Regions from separate parts of the Homo sapiens genome. Here regions 1 and 3 are each linked to region 2. A link is an interaction called in ENCODE POLR2A ChIA-PET data of the cell type or tissue named here. Cell type or tissue: IMR-90. All regions are shown on one strand. Links, peaks and the distances in the headings refer to the core of each region. The heading gives the core; the rest is flanking DNA. Region 1 holds the start of SNAR-E (small NF90 (ILF3) associated RNA E). Region 2 overlaps ARHGAP35 (Rho GTPase activating protein 35). Region 3 overlaps ARHGAP35 (Rho GTPase activating protein 35).

Evidence for each region. Peaks named below come from ENCODE experiments on the same cell type or tissue, not always from the same donor. Only the 100,000 strongest peaks of a DNase experiment are listed, where the experiment ranks them.
Region 1: POLR2A ChIA-PET joins it to region 2 with 7 read pairs; 3 of 35 experiments call an interaction of 5 or more read pairs at or near these places.
Region 3: POLR2A ChIA-PET joins it to region 2 with 8 read pairs; 18 of 35 experiments call an interaction of 5 or more read pairs at or near these places.

Annotation. Positions count from the first base shown.
Region 1 is chr19:46,822,831-46,833,507 of GRCh38, forward strand. It overlaps SNAR-E (small NF90 (ILF3) associated RNA E), which reads right to left and starts at 7,874; the gene lies at 7,755-7,874. In IMR-90, for the core only: a CTCF peak has its summit at 7,202; DNase peaks (open chromatin) are centred at 5,851, 6,561 and 7,271; H3K27ac peaks cover 1,021 bases.
Region 2 is chr19:46,938,710-46,949,386 of GRCh38, forward strand. The region is part of intron 3 of ARHGAP35 (Rho GTPase activating protein 35); the gene reads left to right. Among named protein-coding and RNA genes, the nearest start is that of NPAS1, 76 kb to the right of the region's middle. In IMR-90, for the core only: no CTCF peak of the experiment used is centred there; a DNase peak (open chromatin) is centred at 6,412; H3K4me3 peaks cover 406 bases.
Region 3 is chr19:46,868,427-46,879,103 of GRCh38, forward strand. All of the region lies in intron 1 of ARHGAP35 (Rho GTPase activating protein 35), which reads left to right. Among named protein-coding and RNA genes, the nearest start is that of ARHGAP35, 13 kb to the left of the region's middle. In IMR-90, for the core only: no CTCF peak of the experiment used is centred there; no DNase peak of the experiment used is centred there; H3K27ac peaks cover 178 bases.

The sequences.
Region 1 (10,677 bases), core at 4,251-8,250, 120 kb before region 2:
AACCCCATCTTTACTAAAAATACAAAAATTAGCCAGGCATAGTGGCACACGCCTGTAATCCCAGCTACTGGGGAGGCTGAGGCACGAGAATTACTTGAACCTGGGAGGCAGAGGTTGCAGTGAGCTGAGATCGTGCCACTGCACTCCAGCCTAGGCAACAGAGTGAGACTCTGTCTCAAAAAAATAAAATAAAATAAAATAAAAAATAAAGTGAATGGGAAGACACAGAGTCTAGCACTCTAGAAATCTGGGTTCCAGTCTCATCTGCTCATTGTGTGTCCTTGGGCAAATGATCTTCCTTATCTACAAAGAGGAGATAATACTCAGAATTGCAATGCTAATACCAAGAGCCACTTCACAGCGTCATTACAAGATTAAATGGGATTATGCCTTTAAAGCCTTGGAAGCTGCTGGGCCTAGAGCAGGAGCTCCCCCTAACAGTTCAGAAGCTTCCTTGAGGCTGGGCTCGGTGGCTTACACCTGTAATTCCAGCACTTTCGGAGGCAGAGGTGAGCAGATCACTTGAGCCCAAGAGGTTGAGACCAGCCGGGGCAACATGATGAAACCGCCATTTCTTTTTTTTTTTTTTTTTTTGAGACTGTGTCTCGTTCTGTTGCCCAGGCTGGAGTGCAGTGGCGCGATCTTGGCTCACTGCAAGCTCTGCCTCCTGGGTTCACACCATTCTCCTGCCTCAGCCTCCCAAGTAGCTGGGACTACAGGCGCCCGCCACCACGCCTGGCTAATTTTTTTTTTTTTTTTGTATTTTTAGTAGAGACGGGGTTTCACCTTGTTAGCCAGGATGGTCTCGATCTCCTGACCTCATGATCTGCCCACCTCGGCCTCCCAGTGTACTGGGATTACAGGCGTGAGCCACCGCGCCCGGCCTTGAAACCACCATTTCTACAAAAAACACAAAAAATTAGCCAGACTTGGTGGCATACACCTGTAATCCCAGCTACCCAGGAGACTGAGGTGGGAGAATCACCCAAGCCTGGGAATTCAAGGCTGAAATGAGCCATGATAGTGCCACTGCAGTCCAGCCTGGGCAACAGAGTGAGACCCTGTCTCAAAAAACAAATAAAACCGCCAGGCACGGTGGCTCACACCTGTAATCCCAGCACTTTGGGAGGCCGAGGTGGGCGGATCACGAGGTCAGGAGATGGAGACCATCCTGGCCAACATGGTGAAACCCCATCTCTACTAAAAATTCAAAGAATTAGCTGGGCATGGTGGCACGTGCCTGTAATCCCAGCTACTCAGGAGGCTGAGTTAGTAGAATTCCTTGAACCAGGGAGTCAGCGGTTGCAGTGAGCCAAGATGGCGTCACTGCACTCCAGCCTGGCGACAGAGAAAGACTCTGTCTCAAAAAAAAAAGAAAAAAGAAAGAAAAAGAAACACCGTCTCTAAAAATACAAAAATTGGCCAGGCATGGTGGTGGGCACCTGTAATCCCAGCTACTTGGGAGGCTGAGGCAGGAGAATTGCTTGAACCTGGGAGGTGGAGGTTGCATTGAGCCGAGATCGCGCCATTGCACTCCAGCCTGGGAGACAGAGTGAGAGTCTGTCTCAAAAAGAAACAAAAACAAAAACAAGAAGCTTCCTTGTTTGGTGGCTTTCTCAGGTTCCTCTTCGACTTTCTGTTCTCTAAACCCTGGAGCCCCTCAAAAGCCCAGAACTGACTCTGGCCTGTGCTTTAGTGCAGTTGCACCAGGGTTGCAAACACATGGCCTGAGGGCTCCATCCAGCCACCACATTTCGTTTGCCACCCCAGAGTATTTTTAAGTTTTTTGGTTTGTTTTTTTTTTGAGATGGAGTCTCGCTCTTGTCACGCAGGCTGGAGTGCAGTGGCACGATCTCAGCTCACTGCGGCCTCTGCTTCAGCCTCCCAAGTAGCTGAGATTACAGGCGTGCACCACCATGCCCGGCTAACTTTTTTATTTTTAGTAGAGATGGGGTTTCACCATGCTGGCCAGGCTGACCTCAGATGATCCGCCTGCCTCGGCCCCCCAAAGTGCTTGGATTACAGGCATGAGCTACCACGTCTGGCCCCCATGTCTTAAAAGAAAATAAAAGACAGGTGATCTCCACTCCACAGGCTCCACCACCCGCGTGGTCTTAAGGGCACCAACTTGAGTGGCTGTCACTCTCAGCTGACTGAGACTTACTCTTGCTTCCCATTTCACTGAGAAGAAGGAAGTCATTGGAGTAGGGACTTTTGGGAACTCCCCACACCAACACCACCACCACCTGCCTTGGCGCCCACGCACCCCTTCCTCCCAGATGCCTCTCGTGTGCTTGGATAATCCCAGCTGCGCCTTCCATCCCTCTCCCATCTCTTTCCTGCATCTTCCGGTTTCCCCTTGTCTGTTGCATCATCCCCATCAGCATAAAACTGATGATTTGAGCTGAGCGCGGTGGCTCACACTTGTAATCACAGCACTTTGGGAGGCTGAGGCGGGCGGATCACTTGAGGTCAGGAGTTTGAGACCAGCCTGACGAACATGGCGAAACCCAGTCTCCACTAAAAATACAAAAAATTAGCGGGGTATGGTGGCGGGCGCCTGTGGTCCCAGCTAGTTGGGAGGCTGAGGCAGGAGAATCGCTGGAGCCCAGGAGGCAAAGGTTGCGGTGAGCCGAGATCGCACAACTGCACTCCAGCCTGGGCATCTGTCTCAAAACAAAACAAAACAAAACAAAACAAAAACCTGCTGTGATATCATCCACTCCACCAAACACCCTCCAATCTCATTCCCCCCTCTAGCGACTATTTCTCTTCTCCCTTTATAGCAAAACTTCCTCTAAGGTTTTTTTTTTGTTTTTTTTTTTTTTATTCAACATTATCATCAGACACTTATATTTAGCCATCAACAGCATGGGTGCAAAACAAAAATCTACATTAAAACCCTTTGTTGGAATGCTTTGCACTTTCCACAGAAGAGAAACTGAAATAACCTGTTATACGATTAGTCACAAATACAGTCCTGGAGTTTTTTGTTTTTGTTTTTTGTCCATATACATGAGTATTGTCTCCAATACATCTTCCACTGGGTATGGTGGCTCATGCCTGCAATCCCAGCACTTTGGAAGGCTAAGGCGGGAGGATTGCTTAAGCCAGGGAGTTTGAGATCAGCCTAGGCAACATAGTGGAACTTCGTCTTTAAAAAATATTAAAAAATCAGGAGCCGAGGGTGGTGGCTCACGCCTGTAATCCCAGCACCTTGGGAGGCTGAGGTGGGTGGATGATTTGAAGTCAGGAGTTCAAGACCAGCCTGACCAACATAGTGAAACCCCATCTCGACTAAAAATATTTTAAAAATAGCCGGATGTGGTGGTTCACGCCTGTAATCCCAGGTACTCGGGAGGCTGAGGCAGGAGACTCCCATGAACTAAGGAGGCAGAGCTTGCAGTGAGCTCCAGCCTGGGCGATGGAGGGAGACTGTGTCTCAAAAAAAAAAAAAAAAAATAGGCAGGCATGGCGGCACGCACCTGTGGTCCCAGCTACTCGGGAAGCTGGGGTGAGAGGATTGCTTGAGCCCAGGGGTTGAGACTGCAGTGAGCTGTGATCATGCCACTGCACTCCAGCCTTGTCAACAGAGTGAGAGCCTGTCTCAAATCAAACACGGCCGGGCGCGGTGGCGCATGCCTGTAATCCCAGCACTTTGGGAGGCCGAGGCAGGCGGATCACAAGGTTGGGAGATCAAGACCATCCTGGCTAACACGGTGAAACCCCGTCTCTACTAAAAAATATTAAAAAAAATTAGCCGGGCGTGGTGGCTGGCACCTGTAAATCTCAGCTACTCAGGAGGCTGAGGCAGGAGAATGGCGTGAACCCGGGAGGTGGAGCTTGCAGTGAGCCGAGATCGCGCCACTGCACTCCAGCCTGGGCGACAGAGCGAGACTCCGTCTCAAAAAAAGCAAACAAACACAAAAAACACACCTTCTTCATAACAGACAGGCCCTGCCACCCCTGTGCCTGGCTGAGTTCACAAGTCTGTTTGTAACCTGAGCTTCCCTGTCATTTCCCTGGCTCTGTCTGCTGGCTAAGCTTCATTTCCCCAAAGTAACTAAAGCTTTCTGCCACCGCCCTGGCCACCAGGGCTGCTGGAACTGCCATAGCCATCTTGGTTTCATGTTTTGGCAAAATATTGGCCTCCATCACCATAGGGGCCAGGGCTTCTGCCTCCAAATCCTCCTCCCTTCATGGATCCAAAATTCGAAGACTGATTGCTGTTATGGCCAAGATTACTACAGCTTTTGCCACCTCCAAAACTACTTCCATCATTACTGTGATGGGGTTTTGTTTGTTTGTTTGTATTTGTTTTTTTGTTTTTTTGTTTTTGTTTTTGACAGAGTCTTGCTGTGTCGCCCAGGCTGGAGTGCAGTGGCACGATCTCGGCTCACTGCAACCTCCACCTATGGGTTCACACCATTCTCCTGCCTCAGCCTCCCAAGTAGGTGGGACTACAGGTGCCCACCACCACATCTGGCTAACTTTTGTATTTTGTATCTCTTCCTGAAACACCTGTGCAGACACAAACAGAAATAATGTTTTACCAGCTATGTGGGCACCCCTTAACCCAATCAAGTTGACACATACAATAAACCATCACTGCTGGGTGCAGCGGCCCACGTCTGTCATCTCAGCACTTTGGGAGGCCGAGCCACGTGGATCACCTGAGGTCAGGAGTTTGAGGCCAATCTGGCCAATATGGCGAAACCCTGTCCCTACTAATAATACAAAAATTAGCCAAGCGTGGTGGCAGGCGCTTGTAGTCCCAGCTACTCGGGAGGCTGAGGCAGGAGGGTTGCTTGAACCTGGGAGGCAGAGGTTGCAGTGAGCCGAGATCACGCCATTGCACTCTAGCCTGGGCGACACAGCAAGACTCTGTCACAAACAAAGAAACAGACAATTAGCCAGGCGTGGTGGCGCATGCCTGTAATCCCAGCTACTTGGGAGGCTGAGGCAGAAGAGTCGATTGAACCCGGGAGGGAGAGGTTGCAGTGAGCCGAGATCACGCCATTGCACTCCAGCCTGGGCGACACAGCAAGACTCTGTCACAAACAAAGAAACACAATTAGCCGGGCGTGGTGGCCCATGCCTGTAATCCCAGCTACTTGGGAGGCTGAGGCAGAAGAATCGCTTGAACCCGGGAGGCGGAGGTTGCAGTGAGCCGAGATCGTGCCATTGCACTCCAGCCTGGGTAACAAAAACAAAACTCCATCTCAAAAAAAAAAAAGAAGAAGAAGAGGAAGAAGGCCAGGCGCAGGGGCTTGCACCTGTAATCCCAGCACTTTGGGAGGCTGAGGCGGGCAGACCACTTGAGCTCAGGAGTTCGAGACCATCCTGGCCAACATGGTGAAACCCTGTCTCTGCTAAAAGTACAAAAAAAATTAACTGGGTGTGGTGGCACATGCCTGTGGTCCCAGCTACTTGTGAGGCTGAGGCAGGAGAATCGCTTGCACTGAGGAGGCAGAGGTTGCAGTGAGCCGAGATCACGCTACTGCACTCCAGCCTGGCCACAGAGCAAGGCTCTGTCTCAAAAAAAGAAATAATAATCTTTTGGATGTTGTTCTTCAGTGTCCTCTAATGCCATCAACAAAGATACTTTTATATATATACACACATATAGATATGTATATATATATATGTATAGCATAGTTATCAAATTTAGGAGATTAAATACTGATGTATTACATTTTATTTAATATGAAATCTATGATAAGAGGAAGAAATCATACACACAGTTGACAGTTCAGATTTATAAAAAGCATAAAATTAGCATAGATAAATTATTGATGACTAATGACACTAGCTATAAGTTTCTACTGTAGAATACGTCACACCGTGAATGTGGGTCATTTTTTCCGCCACTAGACTGAGTCATTGAGCACAGAAGATACATCAATTTTATGTGTTAGCAACATGTACAATTCTTTTTTTTTCTTTATTTCTTCTAAAAAAAAAACAGGATACATGTACAGAACGTGCAGGTTTGTCACGTAGGTATATGTGTGCCATGGTGGTTTGCTGCACCTGTTGGCCTGTCCTCAAAGTTCCCTCCACTCACCCGATCCTTTTTTCTTTTTTTTTTTTTTTTTTTGAGATAGGGTCTCGCTCTGTCTCCCAGGCTAGAGTGCAGTGGTGTGATCACAGCTCACTGCAGCCTCGCGTCCAACTCTTGGGCTCAAATGATCCTCCCACCTCAGCCTCCCAAGTAGCTGGGATTACAGGCAGGAGCCACCATGCTTGGCTAGTTGAATTTAATTTTTATTTATTTATTTATTTATTTTTTTCATAGAGACAGGGCCTTGCTATTTTACTCACGCTGGTCTCAAACTCCTCGGCTCAAATGATCCTCCTGCCTCAGCCTCCCAAATCTGGGATTAGACGTGAGCCACTATGCCCAGCCCAGAGCATTTTTATCACCCAAAAATGAAACTCCACAAACATTAAGTAAACACTCCCTGCTCTCCTCTTCCCCCAGCCTCGGGCAACCACTAATCTACCATCTGTCTCTGTGCTGTACATTTCATGTGAATGGAATTCTGTGCTAGGTGGCCTCTTGTGTCTGGCTTCTTTCACTCAGCATCACATCTTCGAGGTTCACTCATGTTGTAGCATGCGTCAGTGCTGCATTTTTTTCTTTCTTCTTTTTTTTTTTTTTTTTTTTTTGAGATGGAGTCTCGCTCTGTCACCCAGGCTGGAGTGCAGTGGCACGATCTCAGCTCACTGCAACCTCCACCTCCCGGGTTCAAACGATTCTCCTGCTTCAGCCTCCTGAGTACCTGGGACTACAGGCACGTGCCACCACGCCCGGCTAATTTTTTTTGTATTTTTAGTAGAGATGCGGTTTCACCATATTGTCCAGGCTGGTCCCGAACTCCTGACCTAGTGATCCGCCTGCCTCGGCCTCCCAAAGTGCTGGGATTACAGGTGTGAGCCACCGCGCCTGGCTGAGTTCTGTACTTTTAAGCTTTTCTCTTGACATAAAATTCAGACGCGAAATGCAGTTTCCGTGCAGTGAGGCACACAAACACCTTTGCTGTGGATTCCCCATTTCGCACATGGGAACAGATGCATTTTCCCAGGCAATTAAATACCAAGGACTTCCTGAAGGCACTGAGTGTCCAGGCCACCGAGTTTGTCCTTGAGTAGCTGTAAACACCCTCACCCCCGGGTATCCAGGAATCTGCCCGATGCCCTGGTGGCCAGCTCCAGGCATTAACAGCTTCCTCCCCATTTCCAGCAGTTTCCTTCAGTTACTGAGTGGAAAGTTACTGAGTCAGAGGCTGCGGAGATGAGGTTCCTTGGCAGATGGCTTTCATTTTTACCTCTCCCTACCTCCCTGTCGTCCACACAGCCCCAACACACACACACACACACACACACACACACACACACACACACACACTTACACACACACAGACCTGTTTTCTTTTTCTTTTTTTTTTTTTTTGAGACGGAGTCTCGCTCTTTCGCCCAGGCTGGACTGCAGTGGCGCTGTCTTGGCTCACTGCAAGCTCCGCCTCCCGGGTTCACGCCATTCTCCTGCCTCAGCCTCCCGAGTTGCTGGGACTACAGGCGCCCGCCACTACGCCCGGCTAATTTTTTTTGTATTTTTAGTAGAGACGGGGTTTCACCGTGTTAGCCAGGATGGTCTCGATCTCCTGACCTCGTGATCCGCCCGCCTCAGCCTCCCAAAGTGCTGGGATTACAGGCGTGAGCCACCGCGCCCGGCCTTTTTTTTTTTTTTTAATTTTTTTTTTTTTTTCAACCCATGTGGACCAGGTTGGCCTCGAACTCGTGCCCTCGAACCCTCGCCTCCCTGAGGGTCCGAGGGCCCGCGCAACCGGCTGGAGCCACAATGGCTCCACCTGTTTTCTTATCTACAAAACATCTGTTTTTATTTAATATACATCATTTTATTTAATATGGGAGGGAGAAGAACAGCAGAAATAGCTCCTTAAAGCCCCGTTCTACAGGATGTAGTGGGGAAGAGGGAAGCTCTGACGTTAGTCTCTCCCTTCATCCATTTCTTTTATAAACTGCCTGCTCTATTTTTATAAACATTTTGTCCTGGATAAACCTTCCCAAAGGCCATAATATACAATGAAGAAAGACTAACAGAAAGCAAAACACTAAACCCTTCTTCCTGAAAAAAGATACCACATACAAAGTCAAAAGACAAAAGCAGCCTGGGGGGAATGTTTGTGACATGTATGACAGACTGTGGATCCACAATAAATAAAGAGCTACTACAAATAAACAAGAAAATGACAAACAGCACAGGAGGAAAATGGTCAAAAGGTTTGTACCAACACAGAAGAGGAATATGAATGACTAGTAATGTTCGACCTCATTGGTAACCAGGCACAATAAAATAAACATAGTGAGATCGCACAGTAGCAAAGCTACATGGAAACAGGGGGTCTCCTCCTATGCTACCAGAGAGTAAAAATCAGCACAGCCCGTTTGGAGAGCAATTGGGGTGAACCTATCAAATGACCTGTTACAGATACATGTACCCTTCAGCCCAGAGATTCATTTCCAGGTACTTACCCTCCACATGTATGTGAAAATGCACGTGGGCAAAGACATTCTTTCATCTTCATTAGGAGGAGCCACGCAGGCCTGGTTAAGTAACATAGGATGCACCCACATAACGGGATTCCACACAGACTATACACAGAATCACCTCCAAGATGCACTGATAGCAAGCTGCAGAACCACATACGGTGTGATCCTAAGACATCGAAAAAACCAGTTATATCCTCACAAGTACGTGCATGAAATTTATTTATGTATTTATGTGTTTTATTTATTAATTTGTTTCCAATATGGAGCTTCGCTCTGTTGCCTAGGCTGGAGTGCAATAGCACAATCTTGGCTCACTGCAACCTCCGCCTCCCGGGTTCAAGCGATTCTCCTGCCTCAGCCTCCCAAGTAGCTGGGATTACAGGGATGCGCTACCACATCGGCTAATTTTTTGTATTTAGTAGAGATGTGGTTTCACCATGTTGGCCAGGCTGGTCCACCCACCTCGGCCTCCCAAAGTGCGGGGATTACAGATGTAAGCCACTGTGCCTGGCCTTATTTCTTTATTTTGAGATAGGGTTTGTTCTGTTGACCAGGCTGGAGTGCAGTAGCTAGATCTTGGCTCTCTGCAGCCTCAATACCTTGGGCTCAAGCAATCCTCCCATCTCAGCCTCCCAAGTAGCTGGGATCGCAGGTGTGATACCTACCATGTCCAGGATATTTTTCTTTTTTTTTTTTTTGGTGGAGATGGGGGTCTCACTATGTTGCTCAGGCTGGACACGAACTCCTGGCCTCAAGCAATCCTCCTGCCCTGGCCTCCCGAAGTGCTGGGATTATAGGTACGAGCCACTGCGCCTGGCCGGGTTCATTCCTTTTCAATGTTGAGGAGTGCTCCATTGCCTGGAGGGGCCAGAGTTTGTTTTTCTATTCATTTTTGAAGAATATTTAGGTTGTTTCCAGTTTTTGGTGAATAAAACCACTATAAACATTCGTGTGGCCAGGCATGGTGGCTCACGCCTGTAATCCCAGCACTTTGGGAGGCCGAGGTGGGCGGATCATGAGGTCAGGAGATCAAGACCATCCTGGCTAACACGGTGAAACTTGTCTCTACTAAACAAAATACGAAAATTAGCCGGGCGTGGTGGCAGGCACCTATAGTCCCAGCTACTTGGGAGGCTGAGGCAGGAGAATGGCATGAACCTGGGAGGCGGAGCTTGTAGTGAGCCGAGATCGCATCACTGCACTCCAGCCTGGGAGACAGAGCAAGACTCTCTCTCTCAAAAAAAAAAATTCTTGTGCATTTTCGTTGTTTTTCTGTTTACAACTACAAGGTAAATGTCATTCATTCAGGTGTTTTGTAACATCTTTGTTGACATATATTTACATACCATTCAATTCACTTATTTAAAATGTATACTTCGGCCAAGCGCGGTGGCTCACGCCTGTAATCCCAGCACTTTGGGAGCAGGAGGGGGGTGGATCACGAGGTCAGGAGATTGAGACCATCCTGGCCAACATGGGGAAACCCTGTCTCTACTAAAAATACAAAAATTAGCTGGGCGTGGTGGCGTGCGCCTGTAGTCCCAGCTACTTGGGAGGCTGAGGCAGGAGAATCCCTTGAACCCGGGAGGTGGAGGTTGCAGTGAGCCGAGACTGTGTCACTGCACTCCAGCCTAGCGACAGAGGGAGACTCCACTAAAAAAAAAAAAGTATACGGCCGGCCGCAGTGACTCACACCTGTAATCCCAGCACTTTGGGAGGCCAAGGCGAGTGGATCACGTGAGGTCAGGAGTTCGAGACCAGCCTGGCCAACATGGTGAAACCCTGTCTCTACTAAAAAAAACACACAAAAAAATTAGCCAGGCATGGTGGCATGTGCCTGAAGTCCCAGCTACTTGGGAGGCTGAGGCAGGAGAATCGCTTGAACCCGGGAGGTGGATGTTGCAGTGAGCTGAGATCATTGCGATCATGCCATTGCATTTTAGCCTGGGCAACAGAGCGAAATTCCCTCACAAAAAAAAAGAAAAGAAAAGAAGTTAAGAAAGACAGAAAAGAAAAGGAAAAGAGAAGAGAAGAGAAGAGAAGAGAAAAGAAAAGAAAAGAAAAAGTAAAGAAAGAAAAGAAACCCAAGCCAGGTTCAGT
Region 2 (10,677 bases), core at 4,341-8,340:
TGCAGTGGCATGATCTTGGCTCACTGCAACCTCTGCCTCCCAGGTTCAAGTGATTCTCCTGCCTCAGCCTCCTGAGTAGCTGGGATTACAGGTGCACACCACCATGCCCGGCTAATTTTTGTATTTTTAATAGAGATAGGGTTTCACCACATTGGTCAGGCTGTCTCAAACTCCTGACCTCGTGATCCGCCCACCTCAGCCTGCCAAAGTGCTGGGATTACAGGCATGAGCCACTGCGCCTGGCCTGAAGATAGTTTTTAAGTTGGAGCCCACCAAAGACTTTGTATTTATTTCCTAGGTTTTCTGTGGAAACCAGAGAAATAATTCCCCCCAGGCTTGAATCTCAGTAATAAGCACTTGGCATAATCATTACAGATCTATAGCTTTGTTTAGTCCATTCTGTACCCAAAGCGGTTTCTCATTGTCCATCTTTTTTTTTTCCTGCTGTAGACACAGGGGTCTCACTTATTGCCCAGGCTAGTCTCACAATCCTAGCTTCAAATGATCCTCCTACCTTGGCCTCCTAAAGTCCTGGGATTACAGGCGTGAGCTACCATGCCTGGCTTCAGTGTCCATCTTTTTGACACTCGTTTTATATTAATTTCCTCCTTTATCTGTCTCTATAAAATGTTTGAAAGTTGCAGGTGTGATATGCACCTTTACATTTATTTATTTATTTATTTATTTATTTATTTATTTATTTATTATTTAATTTTTTTAGATGGAGTCTAACTCTGTCACCCAGGCTGGAGTGCAGTGGCACGATCTAGACTCACTGCAACCTCTGCCTCCTGGGTTCAAGCAATCCTCCCACCTCAGGCTCCTGAGTAGCTAGGATTACCGGCATGCACCACCACACCTGGCTAATTTTTTTTGTATTTTTAGTAGAGATGGAGTTTCACCATGTTGGCCAGGCTCGTCTCAAACTCCTGACCTCAAGCAATCCACCCGCCTTGGCCTCCCAAAGTGCTGGGATTACAGGCGTGAGCCACCATGCCCGGCCTGCACCTTTACTTTTAAATACTTCAGTGGGTATTTCCCAAAAACATTCTCTTATAGAACCACTGTGCATTTATCAAAATTAGGAAATCAACATTGATCTAGTACTAATCTGTCTGTAATCTAATCTATAGACATTCTCATTTCATCAGTTTTCCCACTACCTTCCTTTATAGCAACAGACAAAACACTGTTTTGGTCCAGGACCTTATCCTGGACCACACGTTACATTTAGTGGTCAAATCTGGCCCAGCACAGTGGCTCACGACTGTAGTCCCAGCACTTTGGGAGGCCGAGGCAAGCAGATCATGAGGTCAAGAGATCGAGACCATCCTGGCCAACATGGTGAAACCCCGTCTCTACTAAAAATACAAAAAATTAGGCCGGGGCGGTGGCTCACGCTTGTAGTTCCAGTACTTTGAGAGGCTGAGGCGGAAGATCAGGAATTCGATACCAGCCTGACCAACATGGAGAAACCCAGTCTCTACTAAAAATATAAAATTAGCCAGGCTTGGTGGTGCATGCCTGTAATCCTAGCTAGTCGGGAGGCTGAAGCAGGAGAATCGCTTGAACCTGGGAGGCGGAGGTTGCGGTGAGCCAAGATCGCACCATTGCACTCCAGCCTGGCCAACAAGAGCAAAACTGTGTCTCAAAAAAAAAAAAAAAAAAATTAGCTGGGCATGGTGGCACGCACCTGTAGTCCCAGCTACTCGGGAAGCTGAGGCAGGAGAATCGTTTGAACCCAGAAGGCAGTGGTTGGAATGAGCCGAGATCACGCCACTGCACTCCAGCCTGGCGACAGAGCTAGACTCCATCTCAAAAACCAAAAAACCAAAAAAATAAAATCACCAATCAGTTATTTTGTAGGGTGTTCCTCAGCTTAGCTTTGTTTTCCCTTTTTTTTTTTTTTTTAATTTTTTGTATTTTTGGTAGAGATGGGGTTTCTGTGTTTCCCAGGCTGGTCTCAAACTCCTGAGCTCAAGCTATCCACAAGCCTCGACCTCCCAAAGTGCTGGCATTACAGGCGTGAGCCACTGTGCCCGGCCTTGGCTTTGTTTTAGTTTTTTGGATATTTCATCGTGATCAAGTTCTGGGTTTGCACTTCTGGCAGATACCACAGGGCAGCAATGCCTTTGCTCTGTCCCCTCCACTTCATCTCTGCTGCCCACCATCACCCACCTTCTCAGTCCAGTCTATGGGTATGACAGTTTATCTGCTGAAAACCCATCCTTGCTTCTTTGTTGCCTACCAGATGCAGGTCGCACTCATAATCCTCCTTCCCGGACTCAGGAACAGCAAGACTGTTACTATGCCATTGTCCCCTGCCCTCCTTCCCACCCTCCTTTTTTTTCCCTCTCCCACTCCCTTCTTTCACCCCTTTCTTTCTGTTTTATGCTGCTTCAAGTATTAATTTTAAAATTGTTCTACAAGAATGCGATTTATCAGAAGGATGTGAACCAAGCAGAATTTCTTAGTATTTCTTTGCCTTAGGGCATTCCCCTTGTGTGGTTTAAAATTTGTCCCCCATTCCTTTTTGCCTGTGGAACTTATCCTTATTCTTCAAGAGACTCCTACTCCTAATAGCACTTTGAATTTAACCTCCCTGGTAGTTCTTCTCAGCCAAATTTCACCTTCCTGAAAACAGGATTCTCTGTTCTCCTTGTCTCCCTAGAGCCCGATACAGCATATACATTAATTGATTATTGTAAATTAGCCAGGCATGGTGGCACGCATCTGTGGTCCCAGCTACCCTGGAGGCCGAGGTGGGAGAATTGCTTGAGGCCAAAGGTTCAAGGCTGCAAGTGAGCTGTGATCATACCACTGCACTCCAGCCTGGGCAACAGAGCGAGACCCTGTCTCTTAAAAAACAAAAGAGAGAGAGAAAGAGACAGGGTCTCGCTCTGTTGCCCAGTCTGGAGTGCAGTGGTGCAGTCATAGCTCACTTGCAGCCTCACCTTTCTGGCCTCAAGCCTCTTGAGTAACTGGGACTACAGGCATGTGCCACCATGTCTGGCTAATTTTTGTATTTTTTGTGGAGACAAAGTCTCACTATGTTGCCCAGGCAGGTCTCAAACACCTGGCCTTAAGCCATCCTCCCACCTTGGCCTCCCAAAGTGCTGGGATTATAAGCATGTGCCACTGGACCCAGCCAGAGACCCTGTCTCTTTAAAAAAAAAAAAAAAAAAAAAAAAGATAGATTGAATGAGTGGTTTTCAATCTGGAACACCTTAATTCCATTTTCGTCTTTCTTCAAGAAAAAAATGACCATATATTTCCCCTTGTTGGCATTAGTTTGTACTTTTATGGAATTTCAGAAGAAAAATTAAACCTGGTATCTGTGAGCTTAGTGTGCATTGGAGGGATGTCTTTGTGTACCCTTATTTCCTAAGAAAACTTTTTCTCCCTTTTATAAAATTAAAGCAAGTTCATTGTAGAAATTGGACAAATGGCAAGAACTGTGAAGAGGAACTCAAAGATTCGTGATCTGCTACTTAGTGAAAACCACCGTTAATGATTTGAGATGTTTCTTGTAGTCTTATTTCTCTGCATATACACATATATTTATTTTCACATAATTCAGAGTATGAGGTAAGCTAGCTTTCAACATTTTTTTAACATAGCCCTCTTAGATGAGGCAGAAGAGGCCGGGTGCAGTGGCTCACACCTGTAATCCCAGCACTTTGGGAGGCCGAGGTGGGTGATCACTTGATGTCAGGAGTTCCAGACCAGCCTGACCAACATGGCAAAACCCCATCCATCTCTACTAAAAATACAAAAATTAGCTGGGCTTGGTGGTACATGCCTGTAATCCCAGCTATTCGGGAGGCTGAGGTGGGAGAATTACTTGAACCCACGAGGCGGAGGTTGCAGTGAGCCGAGATCGCACCACTGCACTCCAGCCTGGGCGACAAAGTAAGACTCTGTCTCCAAATAAATAAATAAATAAAGCATGCATGCATGCCAGGCATAGTGGTGTGCACCTGTGATCCCAGCTATTTGGGAGGCTGAAGCAGGAGGATTGTTTGAGCCCAGGAGTTCCAAGGCTGCACTGAGCTCTGATCGCACCACTGCAATCCAGCCTGGGCAACAGAGCAAGACCCTGTCTCAGAAAAAAAAAAAAAAAAAAAAGGAAAAGAAAAAATTACCATTAATTCAGTAGTATCATTTCACATACAGTTCATTTTAAAATTTATTCATTTGACGTAAAACTATATGTTATAGCTGAGCTTTTTGTACTAGGATTCAATCAATAGTCACACTGCACTTGGCTTTGCCTCTTTAGGCCCTTGCCGTCCAGAACAGTCCTCTCTGGCTTGTTTTAATAATGTGATTTTTTTTTTTTTTTTAAAGAGACAGAGTCTCACTCTGTCACTGAGGCTGGAGTACAATGGTGCAGTCGTAGCTCACGGCAGCCTCTAACTCCTAGGCTCAAGTGATCCTTCCTCCTTTTCTTCCTGAGTGCTACAGGCATGCTCCACCACACTCAGCCAATGATGACCTTTTTTGAAAAGCCTAGTCAGTTGTCTTGCAGAATGTCCTCTTCATGTAATGTGCTCTTTGGACCTCTTCAGCATCCTCAGCTGCCTTCCAGGACCAAGTGTGGCCTCTGACTGAGCAGGGGGTTGAGCACCCTGCAGGTGGTGGACGCGGGACTGCTGCCTCCCTTTCTGGACAGGGCACACGTATGAATTGGGCTTACGGGCTCCATAGGGTTGTATTGAATAATTGAACGAATTGTGAGCTAGTGTTTTCCCCAACTTTGACTGACAGATAGTGGGCTTGCACTTTGCTTAGGGAAAGCTGGTGCTGCCACCTGCCCTCTCACCCCATCTCTCTCTCTTGCTCATGGTTGGAATGGCCATATGACCACACAGTTTCCATGTAGTATTCCAGGCAGGGAGTCCTAGCTGATTAGAGATGACATTCCCAATGAAACTTGTTTGCCAGGCCTGGTCAAAGCAGTCCAAAGTCAGAAGTCTTTGTGTCCCTGTTTTTGTGTCCATTTCATGTACCTTGGCACTTTAAGGCTTGTCCTGCAAAATAAAACATTGCATCATCACTTGTGAAGGCAGAGCTTGGGAGTTTGCACTGCTAAGATGAGGATAGGAAAGAAATTTATGCCGCAGGGCCTTTGATGCTGCCCACTCACCTGTCTGCACAGCCAGGGCACGGCCAGCGGGAGTGGAGAAGATGAGCGAGACCAAAACCTTGCCGTGGGGAGGAGGGTGGCATAGCCATTGATAAATCGGGACTTGAACTATCCCATCACTCTAAAAATATTTTTTATCTGATTACAAAAGTAATAGATGGCCAGGCATGATGGCTCATGCCTGTAATCCCAGCACTTTGAGACAGCAAGGCAGGAGTAGCATTCAAGCCCATTAGTTTAAGACCAACCCTGGCAACATGGTAAAATCCTGTCTCTACCAAAAATACAAAAATTAGCCATACATGATGGTCCATGCCTGTAGTCCCAGCTACTCAGAGGCTGAGGTAGGAGGATCGCTTGAGCCCAGAAGGTTGAGGTTACAGTAAGCTGAGATCATGCCACTGCACTCCAGCATGGGCGACAGAGTAAGACCCTGTCTCAAAAAAAAAAAAAAAAAAGTAATATACTTGCTCACTGTAAAACAAATTAATCATTATAGATATGTAGGACAGAAAGTAAAAATTCTTTATAATCCCAGTCTCCAGGAGTCATCTCATTAATGTACAGATTATGCTTCCTGCTAATGCTAGTCCCCCAAAACATTGAAGTCTGAGTATGAGATCATCTCTGTGCTGTTCCGCAGCTCATTGTCTGTTTTAGCAGAACATGATATCTTGGGCGTCACTTCTGAATTCCACCTCCAGGCCAATTGGATTTTGGTTTTTGATGTGAGGAGAGGATGCAAGAGCTGGTATGAGAGGAGGGTCTCTGGAAGTGTGGGAAGAGAAGCCTTGTTTGCAGAGGTGGCACGTGGCAGTTTCCTGTGACTGGCATCTCCCAGCCCCTTAGTTTGTGAGTAAAGTGCCAAATCCTTCTAAACACAGATCACAAGAAAAAAGATCATCACTTTCTTACCTCAATTTACTGCTCCTGATGTTTACAAGCAGGGCGCTGTGTTGAGACTCCTCCCCGATATTTTCCCTTCTCAGGTTAGCTCCTACATTGTGAGGGAAATTGGTTCTGATTTGCACCTGTCTTCTTTCCTGAGCTTTCTGACCAGTTCATTTACCCTTGTTCATACTTCTGAAAATCAGAATGTGGTCAAGAAATGACCAGAGAGTAGAACAGCTTTCAGATTGATCTGCAGATGCTTTTAGGACAGCCCAGCCCCGGACACCCTCTGTGCTTGCTGTGCTAATAGGATATTCGACTTTCACTCTCTCAGCTCCGGTTACATGGAAAGGCTGGATGAGGGCATGTCACTGCCACAGCTGCTCTGGGACCGCCACTGAGAGTGGGAAGGAGGCGGGGTTGAGGGGGAGCTTAGGAGGCGGGGTTGAGGGGGAGCTTAAGAGTCAGACTAACTTTCTATTTCTAGCTTGAATGCTTTTTTTCCTCCAGTTTTCATCTTTGTGGAAAATTGGTTGAGGCAATGGAGTCACTGCTCCCTTCTGCAGCAGTGTGGCTCCTAATGACAGAGAACATTGGCCAAGCTCATCTGAGCTCTCTGATGCACAGCAGGAAGTAGAATTATTCAATTCAGTGTACCTCTCTGGAATGGGGCAAGAGGTTACTTTTAGAGCTGGCTCACAATCCTCCTGAGAATAATTTCTCAGGGTAAAGTACACTCTTGATAGCTCATGGTGGTCACAAGACTGAGGTTTTAAATCCTGGGTCTCAGGGCCAAATTTGAGTCAAGCCTTCCTAGGATTCAAGAAATCTGACAGCATAGGAACCCCCTGAGGCAGCTTCCAAGTGTCGTCACACCTGCCCACCCGGGACGGTCTCAGCGTTCTGGAGACAGAATCCTAGTGCCCCACTTGCCTTGGCTCTGCTGTGTGTGTTCCCGGGTCCCCAGCCTCTCCTCAGCCTCACTTGCTATTTAACTAGAAATAGCATTCTCTACGCATGCTTTCTTTGAATAATATGTGAGGCCAGACTTCGTTCCCTGTTTCTGTGATTTTTAACCTCTGCTTTTGGCAGTGTGAGAGGAGGCATGGCAACAGTGAGGAAATGATTTCCCTGGCCCCAGTCCTTTCTTAATTGGTTTGCTTACTGAGATGACCAACCCTCCACATCTCTAGCCAGTGCTGTAGAGGCCGAGAAGAGGAATTGTGCCTAGGGAGAAACAGTTTTACTGGGGCAGAAGGCACCCATCTTCTCTCTTGAGTTATGATGTATTCAAACTATTCTATATAAATAACTGCCAGGACACAGTTTTGTTAGTGCAGCTGACTTTCAGTTAGTCCCTCTGGAATGAAAAGCTGTCTGAAGTCAAGGAAGGCCTGGCAGGTGTTCCCTCACCCCGCTTTCTGTTCCATACATGTTTCTTGAGCGTTGATATGGCCTAGGCCTGGCTCTGGGCACTCCGTCATATATGATCCCATAAGAGATGGTGTTTTGCTCTAAGAACATGGGTGTGGTAGGAAGCTAGCCCTTGGGAGGGGTCAGGGTACATCTCAGTCCTCTGTCACTGTGGGGAGGACCTCAGTGTCAGTAAAGTTCAGGGTTAGTCTGGCTGGAAAAAAGGTGGCAGCATTGATATTCCCTTCCCTGTATATAAAACCTTGAGAGGAGTCCTGCATAAAATCCGGTGGCAGAACCCAGGCTCTGCCTCTCAGGGCAGCACCTACCTGTCATAGTAATTTAGCTGAAGTTCACATTTATTTTCTTTTTCTTATTTTTTACTTTTTTTCAGAAATGGGGTTACCCTGTCACCCAGGCTGCAGTGCAGTGGTGCAATCACAGCTCACTGCAGCCTTGAACTCCTGGGTTCAAGCGATCCTCCCGCCTCAGCCTCCCAAGTAGCTGGGACTACAGAAGTATGCCACCATGCCTGGCTTGGTTTTTTTGTTTTGTTTTGTTTTGTTTTTGTTTTTGTTTTGTGTGTGTGTGTGTGTGTGTTTGAGATGGGGTCTTGCTGTGTTGCCCAGGCTGGTCTCTAACTCCTGACCTCAAGCGATCCTCCCTTCTCAGCCTCCCTAGTCTCTGGGATTGCAGGCATGAGCTCCTAAGCCCAGCTTCACATTTATTTTCAAAAGCTCTTTGCTGGAGGGTCTGCAGAGCCCCACCTTGGGGTATCATTGCCTGCACTTAGGAGACTGTAATGTAAATGGTGCCTTCTTTATTTGCCTTCCAGGGGCACTTCCTTGATGGACACATAATCAGGTCAACTTTGACCTCTTGTCCCTGGTTGAGTGGGGAAATCCCAGAGAGAGGATCACGTGGTTGTAGGAAGACAAACTTCCAGATAACTCTTTAATAGCTTTAAGCTTAATTCACTTACCATCTTTTTTGTGGGGGTGGATGGCAGATCTTGTTCATTAAATGAGTATTTATTGACTTTATATTAATTAAGCACCTACTATATGCTAGGCACTGTTTTGAACTCAGATAGCCCCCATGTGTCTGGGCGTGGGGGAGATAGATATAATCACATGAATGCATAATTCTTCAGACAAGGAATGTTATTGGATTTTAAAATTATTGGGGAATAAAATAACACACAGGACCCAGTGTTGGTGAGGATATGGAGCAATTAGAATCCTCACATTGCCGAAGGGAGTGTAAAAGGGCAGAGTCACTTTGGAAAACTCTTTGGCAGTTTATTAAAAAGTTAAATAGATCCTTTTATAGTTCATAAGTGTGATGATGGGGTGTACAGGGAAAAACTCCAACCCCATTTTTCCTCTAGCCTCACACCACCACAACAATCACCAACACAGAAGACTTATGTGACCAAATGTGTGGGGTGCTTTCCCCACACACCAGGCACCAGACACCAGCTGGGTGTCCTCCGGTTCAATTCCAAAACCGTCTACCTAGAGATAGTGTCAGATCCTGCAGGTTGGGGGCTCAGCACCCAAGACTGCCCTCCACATCCCCAGACACCAGTTGCAAGTGCAGGCCTCTGGAACTTCTGACTGACCGGCTTCAAGCTGGGGTTCCCATGACCCCCTCTTTGGGTTCAGTTAATTTCTGGAGCAGTTCACAGAACTTAGGGAAACACTTGCTTATATTTACTGGTTTATTATAAAGAATATTACATGGGATACAGATGAAGAGATGTGGGTAGGGCGAGGTACAGGGGAAGGTCGTGCAGCTTCCATGCCCTCCCTGGGCACCAGGAACCTCCAGTGTTCAGTTATCTGGAAGCTCTCTGAACCCTGTCCTCTTGGGTTTTATGGAAGTTTTATGACATCAGCATTCCTTCCCCCAGGGTATAGGGTGGGACCCTCGCAGGGGAGGGTCTTAAGACTCACAGTTGGAAGGTGGGGGAAGATTAGAGTCCTGCCTTGTGGCAGGTGAAAGGAGGACAGGAGAGAGATTGTGTTTCCCGATACCTGCCCTTGGGGCCTAACACACCCAACATTATAACAAAAAACTATAACAAGGGCTGTGGGAGTTAGGAAACAAGAACTGTAGACAAAAACCTATGTATCATATCACATTGGGTTTTCATGCTCATGTGTGAGAAGTGCCTCTTTCAAACCTTGTTCTGACACATTATCTTACATGCAAGGAAAAAAAGCTAAACATACACTTACCATCCCACTTCTAGGTATTTGCCCAAGAAAAATGAAAACATACGTTCACACTAAGACTTGTACTCAGCTGTTTCTAGCAGCTTTGTTCATGACAGCCCCAAACTAGGAGCCACCCAGATGTCCACCACCAGGTGAATAGACCAGTAGGTCCATCCATCTGATGGAATACTTCTCATTCATTAAAGGGAATAAGTACGCTGTGTGTAACAACAGTGGGATCTCAAAATTATGCTTCTGAGAGTGATGGAAGCCAGACACACAAGACCATGAACCGCGGTTCCCTTTCTAGAAAGTTCTGGAAAATGCACACTAACCTACTAATGTGAAGCCAACCAGTGGTAGCCTGGAAGCTGGGATGGCAAGAAGAATCGATTGCAAAGAGACAATAGAAAACTTTTGTGGGTGGTGGAAGTATTCCATATTTTAATTGTGATCATTTCACTCATGTATTACATATTTCAAAATTATCGGGCCAGGCGCGGTGGCTCACGCCTGTAATCCCAAAACTTTGGGAGGCCGAGGCAGGTGGATCACAAGGTCAGGAGATCAAGACCATCCTGGCTAACACAGTGAAACCCCGTCCTTACTAAAAATACAAAAAATTAGCCAGGAGTGGTGGCGGGCGCTTGTAGTCCCAGCTACTCGGGAGGCTGAGGTAGAAGAATGGCGTGAACCCGGGAGGCGGAGCTTGTAGCCAGCCAAGATCGTGCCACTGCACTCCAGCCTGGGCAACAGAGCAAGACTGCGTCTCAAAAAAAAAAAAAAAATTATCAGATGGTATACTTTAAATGGATACAGTTTACTGTATATAAATTATACCTCAATAAAGTTGATTTTTAAAAACAAAACAAAAAAGAAGTCATTGGGGAACAGTTTTGAAGAAACTTGCTGTTTATATAATTTCAAAATATCATCTAGCGCATTAACTACTAGTTACAAAGGGGGACCACACCTTTATAATTTAAAGATCTGGGTATTACC
Region 3 (10,677 bases), core at 2,794-6,793, 72 kb before region 2:
TGTCTGGCTCCTTGGGATGTGATCCTGTATTAATAGTCTTGAAGACTTTCATATTCAGAGATTTGAGCACACAGTAGGTTCCATATCACAGTATTTTGAAAAGAATGTACACCACAAGTACCAGCTTGCCTTTTTAGCCAGCATATTTGGAAAAGTTGAGCATTTTATGTCTGACCTGAATTCAAACACAGGTGTAACAAAACTGTGTAAGTAAACTAGTCTAACAGGAAGAAGGTAGAGATGTTTGGTCATGTAATGACTCCTTAAATCTACATTTTTTTCAGCAAGTAGAAAAGTATTTGGGTAGCTACAAATGGAGAGATTTTTCTTTAGGCAACTAAAAATATATACATAGAATATATACAACTACAATTTGCCAATTTACAATTAAAAAATAAAAATTAAAAGAAACATACAGATAGAAATACATCTTTCCTCTTGAGTTATTTAGGTGGAGCTCACCGTGATTTTTTTTTTTTTTTTTTTTTTTTTTTTTGGTGACGTAGTCTTGCTCTGTCACTCAGGCTGGAGCACAGTGGTACCATCTCAGCTCACTACAACCTTCACCTTCCAGGTTCAAGCGATTCTCCTGCTTCAGCCTCCGAAGTAGCTGGGATTACAGGCACTTGCCACCACGCCTGGCTAGTTTTTTTGTATTTTTAGCAGAGTCGGGTTTCACCATGTTGGCCAGGCTGGTCTTGAACTCCTGACCTCATGTGATCCACCTGCCTTGGCCTCCCAGAGTGCTGGGATTACAGGCCTGAGACTCCACATCTGGACATGATACTTTATTTAGTAACTTTTTGCATTTTAAAAAAATGTTAGTCTAAAAGTATGCTGGTTAGTTACAGCTAATAGCCTCCTGAGGTGTATATATATAGTTGGCCAGGCGTGGTGGCTCACGCCTGTAATCCCAGCACTTTGGAAGGCCAAGGTGGGCAGATCACCTAAACGCCTAACCCCCAGAGGTAAAGGCTGCAGTGAGCCATGATCGCATCACTGCAGTCCTGCCTGGGTGATGGAGTGAGACCTTGTCTCAAGAAAAAAAATTGTGTGTGTGTGTGTGTGTGTGTGTGTGTGTGTATTTGCATTGTGTGTGTGTATGTATATAGTTGCATTGTGCTTTTCCCCCATTTTCATTTAAAAGAAAGGTCAAAACTGTGGCTTTATCTCTTGCAGCCTGCACTACTTAGGAATGAGACAAAGGAAAATGATTACCATTAATTGCCATGGGCAATTAAAAAGAGTTCTTTGTTCAGTAACAAATTGATTGTGTACAAATGAAAGTCAGCACTGCATTAATACAAGATTATTAGATTCTTGAAATCAGCATCTTCTGCTAGAGTAGCTTTCACTTCAAGGGAATTATTTCACTGGGAATAGCGTACCTAAATGATTGGTGATAAAATGTATCACTAGGTCTTTATTTTTCAGAAATGCCTGTTAACGTTGTAGGTAGAGGCTGGTGGATGCTGCTTTTATGGTAACCTTTTTAATGTCCTGAAATCACTGTGTACTTTTTTTTTTTTTTTTTTTTTGAAACAGAGTCTTGCTTTGTCGCCCAGGCTGGAGTGCAGTGGCGCCATCTCGACTCACTGCAAGCTCCGCCTTCTGGGTTCACGCCATTCTCCTGCCTCAGCCACCCAAGTAGCTGGGACTACAGGCGCCCGCCACCATGCCTGGCTAATATTTTGTATTTTATTTAGTAGAGACGGGGTTTCACTGTGTTAGCCAGGCTGGTCTCGAACTCCTGACTTTGTGATCCGCCCACCTCTGCCTCCCAAAGTGCTGGGATTACAGGCGTGAGCTACCACGCCCGGCTTGTATACTTTTTTTAATGCTGTCAATGTATAAGAAATTTCTTCTTCTGGGCTGGGCACGGTGGCTCATGCCTGTAATCCCCAGCACTTTGGGAGGCCGAGGCGGGTGGATCACGAGGTCAGGAGATCGAGACCACCGTGGCTAATACGGTGAAATCCCATCTCTACTAAAAATACAAAAAATTAGCCGGGTGTGGTGGCGGGCGCCTGTAGTCCCAGCTACTCAGGAGGCTGAGGTAGGAGAATGGCGTGAACCCAGGAGGCGGAGCTTGCAGTGAGCCGAGGTCGTGCCACTGCACTCCAGCCTGGGTGACAGAGCAAGACTCAGTCTCAAAGAAAAAAAAAAAATTTCTTCCTCTGATTGGTCAGTCAACTGAGGAACGTAGATAAAACCTTTGATAAATGAGGAAGAAGAGAAAAAGACTCCTGACTGCTGTGGAGTAGGTCTTGGCTGTTGGCATGTACCTAGTAGTAGCCACGCAACAACCATAAAGGCTTAAAAAATGGCAGCCTTAGCTAAAGTAGTTGTGATTTGATGTTATGTATATACAAGGTGTATATATTTTCTTGTGTGCAAATCCCCTTTTAAGTTTTTTCTTAAAAAAAAATAAGGTATAATCTACATGTAGAAAAGTACGTAAATCTTAAGTGTCCATTTCTGAATTTTTTGCATGTTGTACAAGCCCCTTTTTCATATGATGGGGCATAATTCCCTTTTCTACATAGTTCTTACTGAGCCGGAAATTATTTGAGAGTCTCTATATAAGGCACTTCAATTATTACTTTATATTTAATATACAAATGTGAACATGTAGGATGTTTCTAACTTTACCCATCTGGGCAGGGTCAAATACCTGATAAAGAATGGGATAACGGTGATTTCATTGTATAAACTGTCACAAGTGTGAAAGCATTCTTTTAACAACATCTTTTCTACTCGTGTTGTTAATTCCAGATTATTTTGATCTTTGTTTGCTGGAAATTAAAAGAAAAGAGATAGTGGTCACTGCTAATGAGAGTGAAATGGGACTGGTATTGAAATTGCTATCAGGCCTGCAAACAAGTGTGAACTTTCAGGAAAGTAGTTTAGCAATGTTTTATTTGTTTGTTTTTTGAGATGGAGTCTTGCTCTGTCACCCAGGCTAGAGTGCAGTGGCATGGTCTTGGCTCACTGCGACCTCCACCTCCCAGGTTAAAGCAGTTCTCCTGCCTCAGCCTCCCCAGTAGCTGAGATTACAGGTGCGTGCCACCACGCCTGGCTAATTTTTGTACTTTTAGTAGAGATGGGGTTTCGCCATGTTGGCCAGGCTGGTCTTGAACTCCTGACCTCATGTGATCCACCTGCCTCAGCCTCCCAAAGTGCTGGGATTACAGGCGTGAGCCACCATGCCCGTCCAGCAATGTTTTAAGAAACGTACAATCCTTGATCTACTTATAAGAATCTATAGAGGGCTGGGTGCAGTGGCTCATGCCTGTAATCCCAGCACCTGGGGAGGCCTAGGCAGGCGGATCACTTGAGGTCGGGAGTTCGAGACCAGCTTGGCCAACATGGTGAAACCCTGTCTCTACTAAAAACACAAAAAATTAGCCAGGCATGGTGGCGGGTGCCTGTAATCCCAGCTACTCGGGAGGCTGAGGCAGGAGAATCGCATGAACCCAGAAGACAGAGGTTGCAGTGAGCGGAGATTATGCCACTGCACTCCAGCATGGGTGACAGAGTGAGACTCTTTGTCTCACACACACAAAACAAAGAATATATAGGGACCAAGAAAGAGAGATGTGAATCAAGATTGTATACAAAAGAGATGTTAACTATGTTAACTATATGAATGTTTATAAATTTAAAAAAAAATCTAAATGTTTTAACCTTAGGGGAATGGTTTGCTTTGTGGAAAGGTTATGGAGTCATTAAAAAAGTATGTTTTTGAGAATACTTGACGTGGGAAAGTGCACACAAAATAAAATTAAATGTGGGAAAAAATAGGATATAGAACTATAAACAGCATGAGTCCAGTTATTTTAAAATATATATGTGAAAAAGTGGAAGAAATATGCTGAAGTGTTATTAGTTAACTCTGTGTTGTAGGATTATGGGTGATTAAAACTTTTTTTTTAATTTTCCCAAGCTTTCCACAATGATTTTACTATTTCTGATTCAGGGAAAAAAAGATTAAACAAGTTTTTTTTTTTTTTGTAGTGTGGTTGTGTTGTGTTTGGTTTTTCTTATAAACATATGAAAGAAAAATTGAGCTGAAAAGCAAGAAATTCATGGTAAGATCTGTTGGACTCTAGTACCTTTGAAGGTAAGGCATTCACCCTTTCTTAGAGAATAATCAAATTAATTACTAATAAGGCTGGGTGAGGTGGCTCAAGCCTGTAATCCCAGCACTTTGGGAGGCCGAGGCGGGCGGATCACAAGGTCAGGAGATCGAGACCGTCCTGGCTAACACGGTGAAACTCCGTCTCTACTAAAAATACAAAAAAATTAGCCGGGCATGGTGGCAGGCGCCTGTAGTCCCAGCTACTCAGGAGGCTGAGGCAGGAGAATGGCGTGAACCCGGGAGACGGAGCTTGCAGTGAGCCGAGATTGTGCCACTACACTCCGGCCTGGGCGACAGAGCAAGACTCCGTCTCAAAAAAAAAAAAAAATTAATTACTAATAATATTACCAAATAATAACAATGAACTGTTTATTACATACCAGAAGACTAAAAAATGTTATCTCATTTTCTCCTCACAATAACCCTCTGGGGTAGGTGGTATTCTTACCTTCTAGGTGGGAAACCGAGGTTGCAGAGAGGGGACTTGCCCAAGGCCACATGGCTAGTAGGTCCCCAAAGCAGTCTGGCCCAGAGTCTCTGCTCTCTGTTGACTTCTCTGGCCGACTTTACAGTTTCCAGAGTGCTTTTTTAACACACTTTCCAGAAAGTCTGGAAAGGACTTTACACTTTCCAGAATGCTTTCGCCCAGTGTGATCTCAGCCCAGAGATGAAGAGAATTCAAGTCTACTCCATGGTGGATAGATAGAGCTGAACCCTTAGTTCTCTTTGAACAAGGTTCCCTTCTAACCCCTAAAGTGTGCTTGTTTTAAGAGAAAGGAGCCGGCTGGGCATGGTGGCTCACACTTGTAATCCTAGCACTTTGGTGGGCCGAGGTGGGCGGATAATTTGAGGTCAGGAGTTCGAAACTACCCTAGCCAACATTGGTGAAACCCCATCTCTACTAAAAATACAAAAAAAAAATTAGCCCAGGCTTGGTGGCGGGCACCTGTAATCCTGCTACTTGGGAGGCTGCGGCAGGAGAATTGCTAGAACCCAGGAGGTGGAGGTTGCAGTGAGCTGAGATCGCGCCACTGCACCCCACCTGGCTGACAGAGCGAGACTCTTTCTCAAAAAAAAAAAAAAGCCGTCGGTCAAAGTCAGGAATGGCTATAAAATTAGTGATGTGTTCCCTTTTATGGGCCAAAAACATCATTTTAATGAGATTTAAATTTATTTAAGCTTTTTTTTTTTCTTTTTTGAGACGGAGTTTTGCCCTTGTTGCCCAGGCTGGCGTGCAGTGGCACGATCTCGGCTCACTGCAACTTCCGCCTCCGGGGTACACGCCATTCTCTGGCCTCAGCCTCCCAAGTAGCTGGGATTACAGGCATGCGCCACCACCCTGGGCTAATTTTGTATTTTTAGTAGAGACGGGGTTTCCCCATGTTAGTGAGGCTGGTCTCAAACTCCTGACCTCAGGTGATCTGCCCGCTTCAGCCTCCCAAATGCTGGGATTACAGGCGTGAGCCACCTCGCCTGGCTAAGCTATTAATTAAATTTTTTTTCCCAAAGTCCTGTTTTGAAGTCCTGTCTATAATTAATTTTATTTAAATAATTTAGCAAAAGTTTGTTAAGCAGAAGAGGGAACAAACTAGTTCTTTGTAGTTCCAGAGGATAGAGGTAGAGGTCTAGGTATCTACAAGGTTTAGAGTGCACAAAACATGCCTCTTCCTCTCTGGGAGAATTTTTATGCCGTTTATAAAACAAAAGCAATTCTTCCCTTACAGGTAACACAAGGAACACACTGTTTCTTTACCAGAATGTAAAAAATTTAGAAGGCCAGTGGCCTGATTGTTTTTACTTGATCTTATCTTAAAGAATTATGTGTGACTAAGCATTTCAATGCAAGAATGCATTGACTAGGAAGACAGATTTCGTCTTATTATGAGAAAGAACTTTTAAAGAAAACGATCCAAGCTCATGTTTTATGTTTTGTCTTTTTTTTTTTTTTTTTTTTGAGTCGGAGTCTTGCTCTGTTGCCCAGGCTGGAGTACAATGGCACAATCTTCGGCTCACAGCAACCTCCGCCTCCTGCGTTCAAGCGATTCTCCTGCCTCAGCCTCCTGAGTAGCTGGGATTACAGGCGCCTGCTACCATGCCTGGCTAATTTTTGTATTTTTGATAGAGACGGAGTTTCACCTTATTGGTCAGGCTGGTCTCGAACTCCTGACCTCGTGGTCCAGCCGCGTTGGCCTCCCAAAGCGCTAGGATACAGGTGTGAGCCACTGCGCCCGGCAGTTTTGTCCTTTTTTTTTTTTTTTTTTTGAGACGGAGTCTTGCTCTTTTGCCCAGGCTGGAGTGCAATGGCTCAGTCTCAGCTCACTGCAACCTCCGCTTCCCGGGTTCAAGCGGTTCTCCTGCCTCAGCCTCCTGAGTAGCTGGGATTACAGGCGCCCACCACCACACCCGGCTAATGTTTGTATTTTTAGTAGAGACGGGGTTTCACCATGTTGGTCAGGCTGGTCTCGAACTCCTGACCTTGTGATCTGCCCGCCTCGGCCTTCCAAGAAGTGCAGGGATTACAGGTGTGAGCCACCGCACCTGGCCCCATTTTGTGTTGGATAAGCAATAATTTTAAAGTTTACCCCATTTGGTTTTATTGTTGTTTTTATTTAACAAGACGTCTACACATATATCTATTAAATATTTATTTACTGATCATTCTTTCTGTTGTCGGGGAGAGTAACAGATCTTCAGTTCAAGGAGGTTGGCGTTCAGACATCAGGAAGAAATTGCAAAATAAAGTGTTTTGGATCCTCTGTGAGATTTTTGTCTTTTGTTCCTCCATTTGTTCTGTGACATCACCTAGAACATGACCTGACAGGTCAGTAGGAGCTCAGTCTTCATTGAATAAAAGTATGAGTTTCTGAATGAGAGAATCCTGGAATAGATGAAGTCTGTCGCCTTTCAGTCTTCAGATTCTTGGGATTCCTCAAGCCATGTAGAGGAAAGAAACTTTCCTATTGTTAGTTTTCATTTGCATCTTACCAACTTTGTGACTTAGGACAAGTCATTTATTCTTAATCTGAGTTCTCGTGTCTATAAAATGGGCTTAAATACCTATTTTGCTTGCCACAGTCTTTTTATTTTTATTTTTTGAGAACTAAATACCATAACGCTAAAGTTGGTAACCTTTGAGTTTGCTGGAAGAATGAAAGAGAACAATTAGGTAATTAAAATGTTCAGGTAAGCGAGCATGTGAGGGTGCTGCAAAGGCGGCGTGATGAAATTTTGGATCAGTGGAGTGGCACATGCTATTGATTTGTTATCTCTTGGTCTTTGTACAACTTGTAATTTGCCCCCAGGTAGCAGATAGTTTGAAGGTCTTATCAGAAAGTGTCTCATACACCTAAATGTTAACACCAGGTCATAGGCCAAATAGCAGTTGTCCACATTTGTGGAGGCCTCCGTTACTCTTTTTCTCATCATGACACATGGCCTAGGTTTGAGTCCCAGTCCCACCTCTTACCTGCTCTGCACCCTCCGACAAGGCCCTTTAAACTCTTGGTGCCTTAGGCACGTCGTCTTAAAAAGGAGAATATAGTAGTGTTTACTCATAGGGTAACTGTGCTAGTTAATATGCTTACTGTGTGTCATTATTAGTGCTGCACTACCTGGACCTGGCTTTATTTTTTTTTTTTAATTTAATTTTTTTTTTGAGACAGGATCTCACCCACGTTCCATGGAGTACAGTGGCATGATCACACCTTACTGCAGCCTTACCTCACAGGCTCAATCATCTTGCTTCAGCCTCTGAGTAGCTGGGACCACAGGTGTATGCATGCCACCAAGCCCAGCTAATTTTTTTTAAATTTTTTTTTTCTTTTAAGATGGAGTCTCACTCTGTTGCCCAGGCTGGAGTATAGTGGTACAATCTCGGCTCACTGCAGCCTCTGTCTCCCAGTTCAAGCGATTCTCCTGCCTCAGCCTCCCAAGTAGCTGGGACTACAGGCACCCACCACCACGCCCGGCTAATTTTTGTATTTTTAGTAGAGACGGGGTTTCACCATATTGGCCAGGCTGGTCTCGAACTCCTGACCTCATGATTCACCTGCCTCGGCCTCCCAAAGTGCTGGGATTACAGGCGTGAGCCACCATGCCCAGCCTAAATGTTTTTATTTTTCATAGAGACGGGGACTCGCTGTGTTGCCCAGGCTGGTCTTGAACTCTAGACTCAAGCCTCCCTTTTCAGCCTCCCAAAGTGCTGGGATTACAGGTGTGAGCACGTGGCTGGACTTGGCTTTAAGAGACCAGCTAAAGAATATAGTGGTAGGAAAATAAATACAGGCATAACTCAGAGATAGTGTGGGATTAGTTCCAGACTACTGCAATAAAGCATATATGGCAATAAAGCCAGTCACACGAAGTTTTTCGTTTCCCAGTGCATATAAAAGTTAAGTTTTGGCCGGGCGCAGTGGCTCATGCCTGTAATCCCAGCACTTTGGGAGGCCGAGGCGGGTGGATCACCTCAGGTCAGGAGTTCGAGACCAGCCTAACCAACATGGAGAAACCCCATCTCTACTAAAAATACAAAATTAGTCAGGCGTGGTGGCGCATGCCTGTAATCCCAGCTACTCAGGAGGCTGAGGCAGGAGAATCGCTTGATGAAACCAAGAGGCGGATGTTGCAGTGAGCTGAGATCACGCCATTGCGCTCCAGCCTGGGTAGCGAGTAAAACTGTCTCAAAAAAAAAAAAAAAAAAAAAAGTTATGTTTTGGCTGGGCGCAGTGGGTCATGCCTGTAATCCCAGCACTTTGGGAGGCGGAGGTGGGTGGATCACCTAAGGTCAGGAGTTCGAGACCAGCCTGGCCAAAGTGGTGAAACCCTGTCTCTACTAAAAATACAAAAACTAGCCGGGCGTGGTGGTGGGCACCTGTAATCCCCAGCTACTCAGAAGGCTGAGTCAGGAGAATCACTTGAACCTGGGAGGTGGAGGTTGCAGTGAGCCATGATCACACCATTGCACTCCAGCCTGAGCAAAAAGAGCAAGACTCTTGTCTCAAAAAATAACAATAAATAAAAATTAAAAAATAAAAGTTATCTTTATGCCGTACTGTAGTCTAAGTGTGCAGTATCATTATGTCTTTAAAAAAGTATATACCTTAATTTAAAAGTACCTTTTTAAAAATTTAAATATTTTATTAATTTTTTTTTTGGAGGGGGGACAGTTTCGCTCTTGTTGGCCAGGCTGGAGTTCAGTAGTGCCATCTCAGCTCACTGCAACCTCTGCCTCCCGGGTCCAGGCAATCCTCCTGCCTCAGCCTCCCAAGTAGCTGGGATTACAGGCGCCTGCCACCGCGCCTGGCTAATTTTTTGAATTTTTAGTAGAGACGGGGTTTCATCATGTTGGCCAAGCTGGTCTCGAACTCCTGACCTCAGGTGATCCACCTGCCTCGGCCTCCCAAAGTACTGGAATTACAGGCATTAGCCACCGCTCCCGGCCTAAATTTTTTCATTTTTTAAGTTTATTTTTTTGAGACAGAGTCTTCCTTTGTTGCCCAGGCTAGAGAGTATAGTGGTGCAATCTTGGCTCACTGCACCTTCCACCTCCCAGATTTAAGCGAGTCTCTCTCAGCATCCTGAGCAGCTGGAACTACAGATGCGCACCACCACACCTGGCTAAATGTTTTGTATTTTTAGTAAAAACGGGATTTCTCCACATTGACCAGGCTGGTCTCAAACTCCTGACCTCAAGTGATCCACCCACCTCGGCTTTCTAAAGTGCTGGGATTACAGGTATGAGCCATCGCGCTTGGCCTAATTTTTATTTTTTTGAGAGAGACTCTCACTCTGTCACCCAGGCTGGGGTGCGGTGGTGCAGTCTCAGCTCACTGCAACGTCTCTCGGGTTCAAGCAATTCTTGTGCCTCAACCTCTGGAGTAGCTGGGTCTAGAGATGCGCACACTACCACGCTTGGCTAATTTTTGTATTTTTCATAGAGATGGGGTTTCGCCATGTTGGCCAGGGTGGTCTCAAACTCTTAGCCTCAAGTGATTTGCCCACCTCGGCCTCCGGAAGTGCTGGGTTTATAGGCCGGAGCCACTGTGTCCAGCTCCCACAACTTCCTTTGTTTTTGTTGTTGTTGTTGTTGTTTTTTGAGATGTCTCATTCTGTTGACCAGCCTGGAGTGCAGTGGTGTGGTCACAGCTCACTGCAACCTCAACCTCCTGGGCTCAAGTGATTCTCTGGACTCAGCCTCCTGTAAAAATACTTTATTACTTAAAAAATGCTGGTGATCATCTGAGCCTTTGGTGAATCATAACCTTTTTGCTAGTGGAGGGTCCTGCCTTGATGCTGATGGCTTCTGACTCATGGTGGTGGTTACTGAAGGTTGGGCTGGCTGCAGCAGTTTGTTAAAATAAGGCAGCAGTGAAGTTTGCTACATTCATTGATTCTTCCTTTCGTGAAAGATTTCTGTATAGCATGCAATGCTGTTTGATAGCATTTTATCCACCGTAGAACTTCTTTCAAAATTAGAGTCAATCCTCTGAAACCCTGCTGCTACTTTATCAGCTAAGCTATGTAATACTCTGAATCCT